2 separate regions of the Homo sapiens genome follow, and region 2 is linked to region 1. Evidence: read pairs that join two places in POLR2A ChIA-PET (ENCODE). Cell type or tissue: MCF 10A. All regions are shown on one strand. Links, peaks and the distances in the headings refer to the core of each region. The heading gives the core; the rest is flanking DNA.

Region 1 (4,401 bases), core at 289-4,288:
AGTACCTCTCCTCTTACCATTTCTTACGCGTACAAAACCCTTTCCTTTGATTCCTTTGAAGACATCATGGATGTCTTATGATCACTCAGAGAGATCCTCTAAGCCCACTTAGTTTAACATTGGATGCCCCAAACCCCGCTCACCAAGTAGTCCCTCTCACTCACCAGACTCTTTGATTTTCACACAGTACTTAACAATATCTAGAATGATTTTATTTATGCATTGCTCAAGGTTGTGTCTCTCTCTTACTGTAATGTAAGTACCCCCAGAGCATGGCCCTTCCTGCCTGGCTCACTGTTAGCTGTCCAGTGCCCAGTGTAGTGCCTGGCAGATAAACAGCACTCAATAATTTTTTTTTTTTTGAGACAGAGTCTCACTCTGTCACACAGACTGGAGTGCAGTGGCGCGATCTCGGCTCACTGCAACGTCCGCCTCCCAGGTTCAAGCGATTCTTGTGCCTCAGCCTCCCGAGTAGCTGGAATTACAGGCATGTGCAACCATGTCTGGCTAATTTTTGTATTTTTAGTAGAGACAGGGTTTCACCATGTTGGACCAGGCTGGTCTCTAACCCCTGACCTCAGGTGATCCACCCGCCTCGGCTTCCCAAAGTTCTGGAAATACAGGCAGGAGTCACCGCACCCGGCAATAAATTATTAATAGCAGAATAAATTAACAAGTCTGCATTATGTAGAAAATACCTTACATTTATTCAGTCAACAAATGTTACCGAGTTCCCTCTGTGTGTGAGGCACACCACTAGACACTGGGAAGGCAAAATATAATAAGAAAAATGTGTAGTTGCTGACCATGCAGAGCTTGTATTCCAGTGCTGGAAGCAGGCACTAAATAAATAATTGCTCAGTTAATTATACACATTGTGTTGAGTGCTATGGAGAAGTTAAACAATATATTAAAGAGACAATTTGCCAATATACATTTGTATTGCTGCTTTAGAAAGTATGTCCACATTACTATGTTCTATTAATGCTATGTGCTGCACGAACAGCATGAAGATTTAGACTGTATTTCACCTGAGGGAATATATCATTCCATTATGATTCAGTTTAGCACCAGCCTGCTCTAACTTCCAGAAAGTGAGTCCACTGTCAATCATATTTTGTGAATTATCTGTTAGATAATTTGGATTCTGCATTTCCCTTCAGTACCTTCATCAGGTAACTGAATCCATTGAAAATGATTCCTGTGATAGCTTTGTTCTTATGAACTGTAATATCCTTCATTAAAAAAAAAAAGCTTCTAGAATTTCCCATTTTTGTACATGTTTCATCTCTGTGGTTCTTGAGGCATAGATAAAGCAAAAAGACAATCTTCCCTCCCCCATATTTAGTTTCATCAGTTCTCAGCAATGTGGAATATGAAAAGCTCCCTGCACAGCCCCTAGGCAGTAGGCATGCCAAGTAGTTAGAGCTTGAATCTGGAGGTGGTGGTCACAATGTGGCTTCAGATCTCAGCTTCTCAGCTCTGTGACCTTGGACAAATGACTGAACTTCTCTTTGTTTTATATTCCCTGGCTGTAGACCAGAGATAATGATAATATCTAAAATAATTTTTGTAAGGATTAAAATGCCTAATACATATAAAGCCCATGGATCTGTGATAAGAACTTAATAAGCATTCAGTAAAGCTTAGATAGCACTATCTAATTACCACACTACCCCTCTACTGATGTTGCTGCCACTACTTCTGCTAACCACTGACCTGTCCTGTTCAACACCATTGTGTATTTTGTACTTTCCTTGAAAGCTAGTATCCTCAACTCCTTGTTTGCACTGGAGAGCATATTACATAACCTAAAATACTTTGCCTTTCATAAATTGAAATTTGTCTCTCTACCAAGGGTGGCTTTTGCGCTTCCTGATAGCATTTAATATTTCTTCATAATGGAGGCAGAAAGCAATTGGCCCCAAAGGCAAATTCCCAGGGACTCAATAGACTGAAAGCTATTACGGTACTTGAAAGTTTCTAAAATTAGTAGCTCTCAATAAGAATTTATCAAAAATTAAAATGGATAGAAATTAACATTTTAATTTGCAATCAGCAATCTCTTTGACTTACTCTCGTTCTTGATAAAGGGGTGGGAGAATCACATCTGCTTTTCTAATCTGGGTACAATACAAAACAGGCCTGAATTATCCCCAGTTAATATTAATACATAAGCATTTCAAATCAATGATCTGCAGTGTCTTTTTGAGCATCAATATACATCTCTCTCCACAATTTCCTTTGTTCTCCCTATGTTTGTTAGTTTCTGTGACTAACCTTGACTTTCTGCTCCATAATTTATTCTTCCATTCGGCGTCCTTAAGTCTATTTAATGACATTTATATTTGATTTGATTGTCTTTAAAAGAGTCAATTCACATTTCTTTCTTGCCCTTAATAATAATATAATGAGATATTATTCCAGAATGTCACTGGTATACTAGCTCATCATCCTTCAAAGATGTTTGTGCTTCCTGCTGGATAATCAAGAGTGGGTGCAAAACCCACCTAGGCAATGAGAACACTTGTACTTCCATTCAGCTGCAGGGAAATAGCATAAGCACAAATCTCAGGTACTATTACTGTGATCTCCCAAGGATACAGGATTACTAAGAGGTATTGCCTGGATCCAAAATAGATCTGCTTGTCCTGAGTCCTGTTTTCCTCCTTCCTCTCCATTATCACAGCTTCCAGCTTTTGAGCACCTGTTAAGTGAAGGTGCTAGGCTTCACATGCCTCCTTATCACTGTGTGAATATATTATTTCCCTTTGAAGTATGATGATTCAGACATGACCGCCAAAGCTAGGTGGCCTGGGTTACAGTCCTGGATAAATTAGCTTATTTCTTTGTTCTTCTGTTTTCTCATCTTTGAAACAGTTATTAAAAAGCATTGTCAGCCGGATGTGTTGGCTCATGCCTGTAATCCCAACAATTTTGGGAGGCCAAGGCAGGCAGGAGGTCGACCACACCTGAGTCAGGAGTTCGAGACCAACCTGACCAACATGGAGAAACCCCTCTCTACTAAAAATACAAAATTAGCCGGGCATGGTGGCGCATGCCTGTAATCCCAACTACTCGGGAGGTGGAGGCAGGAGAATCTCTTGAACCCAGGAGGCTGAGGTTGCAGTGAGCCAAGATCGCGCCATTGCACTGCAGCCTGGGCAACAAGAGTGAAACTACATCTTGATCAATCAATCAATCAATCAATCAATATGAAAAGCATTGTAAAAACAAAAATGGCACTCGACAATGTAAACAGGCAAGGAAGATGTTATTTAAGGCTATTGCATTAGGGAAGATAAATCAGAATTAAGACAGAGCTCAAGGAATAAAGGATGGTAGAGTTTTTAGAGTTTCAAGAACTGGAGTGGGGCGTATCACAGGGCATCCATGTTTGCCAATTGGCGTGATCCCAAAACAAAGTTAATTTTCTCATATCTTTGTGACAGGAGGTAGTTTTACAACTAGGACAATTTAAGCCTGTGCCCTCCCTGGGAGACTGGGAAGCACTGTCTTCATTGATGATGACTTTTCAAAGGAATGGTTCTCAGGTCCTTGAGAAGGACAGTGCTGGGTTACAAAACTGGCAAGAGGCTTTTAAAAAGATTTACACCTAAAGGAGCAGAGAGAAAATGTACATCTACGAGTTTTCTAAAGTAAGCGCTCTAAAACAAGGGAGTTCAGGGGCCTGAGTCCAGAAGAAGCTGAACTAAAGTTTAGTCAAACTGAGGAAAATGTTAAGGCTGTTTTGGTCAGCATTTTACACGATTTTACCCATTTAATCATTATGACAACTATATCTCATAGTTGTTATTTTACACGATTGTAAATTTTACATGATTTTATTCATTTAACTATAACAACTATATCTGTAGTTGTTATTCTACACAATTTTACCTATTTAATCATTATAACAACTATATCTCATAGTTGTTATTTTACATGATTTTACCCAGTATCATTTTAACAACAATAGTTGTTATTAGTTATTATTAATTATTAGTAGTGGTATCTCCATGGTAGGGAGCATGGAGTTAGTGAGGTTTAGTGAGGCCACCAGCAAGTTACCTAACCTTTTAAGCCTCACTTTGATCATATTGCAACTACCCAATGGGTTCTTCCTGCCCACTGCACAAACAAAATCAGCTCACTAAGACCATGGCATTACAGTAAAGGAAGAGCTTAAGTGTCACGATGCTGGCCACGCCATGTTGGAGATGGAGTTAATATTCTAATCAATTTTCCTGAAAACTCAGGGATCAGGGTTTTTAAGGATAATTTGGTGGGTAGGGTGTCAGAAAGTCGGGAGTGCTGATTGGACAGGTCAAAGATGAGATCATAGGGAGTCAAAGCTGTCTTCTTGCGCTGAGTCAGTTCCTGGATGGGGGCCATAAGACC
Region 2 (4,401 bases), core at 119-4,118, 130 kb before region 1:
AGATAAAAAACATTTATTATTCCTTTGTGAACACCATATGGAGTTTGTGAAGTTTATGGAGCTTGTGAACTTGAAAAAGCTCATATATCTTGAAAAATAAGAATTGGCACAAACTCTTGGGTGCTATTTTGAGACATATTGCAGAAATAAATTGATGGATGGAGAGACAGATAGACGGTTTCATGGGTAGATTTGTAATAAAATTGATTTTTATGATTTTCAGTGCATATGAAAACCCCAGGCATTTTTGTTTAATTGAACTTCAATGTGGCTTTTGGGATTGAAAATCACATTTCTAATCTTTTGATATTTTTGACCATAAAATTTTAGGCATCTGAAGAGTAAGTGCTATTGTGTCAAAGCCACTGACTCTCTGGGATGAATTAAAATTCTAAACTGGTAGGGAAAAGGTCAGGGAAACTTTTTCTACCTGAGTTTGGGGCAGATCTAAAATACCCTTCACACTAACACAAGTATTATCATTGCTGGCATATCTTCTCCATTGCTTGTATGTTAAAAGATCCATCCATGCATTCATCTATTTAACATTAACACGGCTGCACTTACTTGACAAATGTTGTTTTTCCAGTTCTGTTTTAAGGCAGATATTTTGAACTAAAAAGATGTGAAGAAAGATAGCGCTTGGGTTTGAGCATAACGTGGGGTCTCTACATCATTGTGCACTTCTGTGGAAGGTGTTTAGTGTTTTATGAGAGGCCAGATACTTACAGACATGTACAGGTAACAAGTCTATATCTGTGTGAATATCCACCCATTGGATGTTCACCAATAAGCAAATGTGTGATATTGTGTTGTATAATCCTAAATCGCATAGCTCTGTGGTTGGCAAAGTTTTTCTGCAAAGGGCCAGATAGTAAACATATTTGGCTTTCAGGTATCTGTCACAACTTCCCAACTATGCTATTGTGGATCAAAAGCAGCTATAGACAATATGTAAATGAATTAGCATGGCTGTGTCCTAATAAAAGTTTATTTATGGGGACAGGCGTGGTGGCTCACACCTGTAATTCCAGCACTTTGGGAGACTGAGGCGGGCGGATCATAAGGTCAGGAGATGAGACCATCCTGGCTAACACGGTGAAACCCTGTCTCTACTAAAAATTAAAAAAAAAAATTAGCCAGGCGTGGTGGCGGGCGCCTGTAGTCACACCTACTCGGGAGGCTGAGGCAGGAGAATGGCGTGACCGGGAGGTGGAGCTTGCAGTGAGCCCAGATCGCACCACTGCACTCCAGCCTGGGCAACAGAGCGAGACTCAGTATCAAAAAAAAAAAAAAAGAAAAGAAAAGAAAAGAAAAAAGTTTATTTATGGACACTACAAATTAGATTTTATATAATTTTCACATATTATGAAATATTATGCTTTTTATTTTATTTTTTTCAACCACTGAAAAGCCTGAAAACATTCTTCACTCCCGGGCCCAACAAAATCTGATGGCAGGCCAGATTTGAGCCATGGTCAGTGTTTGCTGACCCCTAGCAGATATGATGGTCTCTGCATCTAGAACAGCTGTCTGAATTTGCCTGATAGATCTATATTCAGGTTGCATGGAAGAGAAGCATCTGTTCCTTTGATACACATTTTTACTTGAGTGTAGGTGACAATGATTCTCACACCAGCAGTGAACGACTTTTTGCAGCAGGTGGTTGACCACAGGGAGCGAACCAAGGAACACACTATGAGTCATGGAGGGAAGCCTATGTAGGGGGACCCCTTGCCTATTCCAAAGGTTTCCCAGCCTCAAGTCCTCTCCCCGTTCACTGAAACAGGTCAGAGCATCAGCCTTTTCAGGAGCTGACAATGGCCAGCACTTCTGGAGGTAGGTAGAAGCAAAGGAGAAGGGCATTCAGCAGGAGCAGAGTGGAACTTGTCTCCAGGTTCCATATTAGCTCTCTCTTCCTTCTCTTCCAAGAGCTACCAGTGGCACACTGATATGAATTGCACTAATAAAAGTGAAAGTCTTTTTTTTTTTTTAATTCCACCAGACAACTGGAGAAAGTGGAAGTTTTAACAGCTGACTGACCAAATAACGTACTTACTCTTGCTAGGGATTTTTAAAACATATATGTACACTCACACATATGTATGTAATGAATATATGCAAGTACAGGAAGCAGACTGTGGTTAGAGTTTGGAATATAGGATGCTAATTAAAAAGGATCCTTGGTAATGACATCTGGAAGGGAAGAGAGGAGACAGTAGTGAGGAGGGGGAGAAATTGAGCTACAATGCAGGCCCAGCCACACAGACCTCACAGGGAACTCCACAATCAGAATGGATCTTCAGAGTTGTGCCAACTTGGCTCAAGACAGACAGGTTTTATTGATTGTGTCAGTTGATTGTGAGTCACCCAGGAAGGGGTGTGACCTTGTGTGAGGCAGTTCTCTGCAGCTGGGTCAATCCCTGATGTAGTTGACAGCTGAAGGCTGTCTGCTGGCTGCTCTTTGAGACCTGACCTACAAGTCTTCGGTGAAGGGATTTCCCCTCCCCTCCCCTCCCCTCGTCTCCCCTCCCCTCCTCTCCCCTTTCCCTTTCCTTCCCCTTTCCATCTATCATCTATCTAGCATCTATCTTTCTTTTTTTTCTTTTTTTTGAGACAGAGTCTCTCTCTGTTGCCCAGGCTGGAGTGCAGTGGCACAATCATGGCTCACTGCAGCCTTGACCTCCTGGGCTCCTGTGATCCTCTTGCCTCAGCCTTCCTAGTATCTGGGAGCACAAGTGTGCGTTACCATGTCCAGCTAATTTTTTGTTTGTTTGTGTTTCATAGAGACAGAGCCTTGCTTTGTTGCCCAGGTGGTCTTGAACTCCTGAACTCCTGGGCTCAAGCAATCCTCCAGCTTCAGGCTCCTAAAGGACTGAAATTACAAGTGTGAGCCACCACTCCCAGCCTAGCATCTATCTTTCTGTCTGTCTGTCTATGTATATGTATCTATCTATCTATCTATCTATCTATCTATCTATCTATCATCATTTATCTTTCTATCCTCTATCTCAGGTGTGTGTGTGTGTGTGTGTGTGCGTGCGTGTGTAAATTTAGGAACTCTAATATTATAGAACCTAGACAGTGCCTAGCACTTGACATCATTTGTGTGTAGGACTATGATTGATGTTTGACTAGGAATCATAATCCCTGTGGTAGTTACTATAATTTTATCTAGTCATGAAGAAAGGACTAAGAAGTACTTGAGGCTTACGGAGAAGAGACAACCCAAAAGAAGGATTTCTGATTCTCAGCCTATGATCCATTTGGCCTATTTTTAAAACCAGACAGTATCTAAATATGAGATTTTTAAAAATCACTCTACTTGAAACCCAGTGTTCAGTTGTAAAATGCAGTTTCTCCATGTATGTTTGTTTTCCATATTTTTTTTTTCTAAAGTCTACTGGAAATTTCATTTTGAGACTGGGGAAATAATTTTACCTCAAACATACTTAACCTTTGACAACCTTATTTAAAAGGTGCTCAATTTGGGTTTAACTTTTGTAACAGCCTAGGTCATTTCCTTTTTTTTTTTTTTTTTCTTTTTTTCAAGTGAGCATAAATTTTGAACAATGTGCTTCTCAGGGCTTTCTTACAGTTCTCAAATCTCTTGGCCTTTCATTGATCCCTAAAAAAGATAAAAGGTGTCGTATCTCTTTTTTCCTTCTACTATACTAATTTATGCATGTCTTCATTTTTATTTTTTAAAGACACATAATCTGGCCAGGTGAGGTGGCTCACGCCTGTAATCCCAACACTTTGGGAGGCAGAGGAGGGGAGATCACTTGAGGTCAGGAGTTCACCAGCCTGGCCAACATGGTGAAACCCATATCTACCAAAAAATACAAAAATTAGCTGGGCCTCGGGGTATGCACCTGTAATCCCAGCTACTTGGGAAGCTGAGGTGGGAGAATTGCTTGGACTGGGAGGCAGAGGTTGCCACTGCACTCCAGCATAGGCAAGACAGTGAGACCCTGACTGAAAAAATAACAAATAAAATAAAGACACATAATCAAAATGATTGTATTGCAATATTAATCAATTGAAAGTGTTTATTTTGTTCTCATTACTAAGTATGAAATTTGCCTTTTTCAGTTTATCTTGAGAATAGTGAGTTTGTAATACAATCCCTTTTCTTGATTTTATTTTGATTTTCTTTTTCAGTCTGCGTGACATTCTTTTTTTAAAAAATGGCTCTTGGAACAGTATTTTTATTTTTTATTTTTTTGCAGGTTGCTCTCACCGTTGACTACATAAGCCCTAGACGTGAGCATTTGTTAGATGGCCTCCCCTCCCACGTCTGCCATCACTGACAGTGAAAGTCAGCCAGTGACCCTGAATTGTCTGCCATTTCTCTCTCCTCTTTGCCCTTGTCATCCAATAAGTCTCCCAGCTCTGCCA

What was found. Peaks named below come from ENCODE experiments on the same cell type or tissue, not always from the same donor. Only the 100,000 strongest peaks of a DNase experiment are listed, where the experiment ranks them.
Region 2: POLR2A ChIA-PET joins it to region 1 with 5 read pairs; 2 of 35 experiments call an interaction of 5 or more read pairs at or near these places.

What each region holds. Positions count from the first base shown.
Region 1 is chr1:241,022,550-241,026,950 of GRCh38, reverse strand. The region is part of intron 3 of RGS7 (regulator of G protein signaling 7); the gene reads left to right. Among named protein-coding and RNA genes, the nearest start is that of MIR3123, 110 kb to the left of the region's middle. In MCF 10A, for the core only: no CTCF peak of the experiment used is centred there; no DNase peak of the experiment used is centred there.
Region 2 is chr1:241,154,718-241,159,118 of GRCh38, reverse strand. The region is part of intron 2 of RGS7 (regulator of G protein signaling 7); the gene reads left to right. Among named protein-coding and RNA genes, the nearest start is that of MIR3123, 25 kb to the right of the region's middle. In MCF 10A, for the core only: no CTCF peak of the experiment used is centred there; a DNase peak (open chromatin) is centred at 2,368.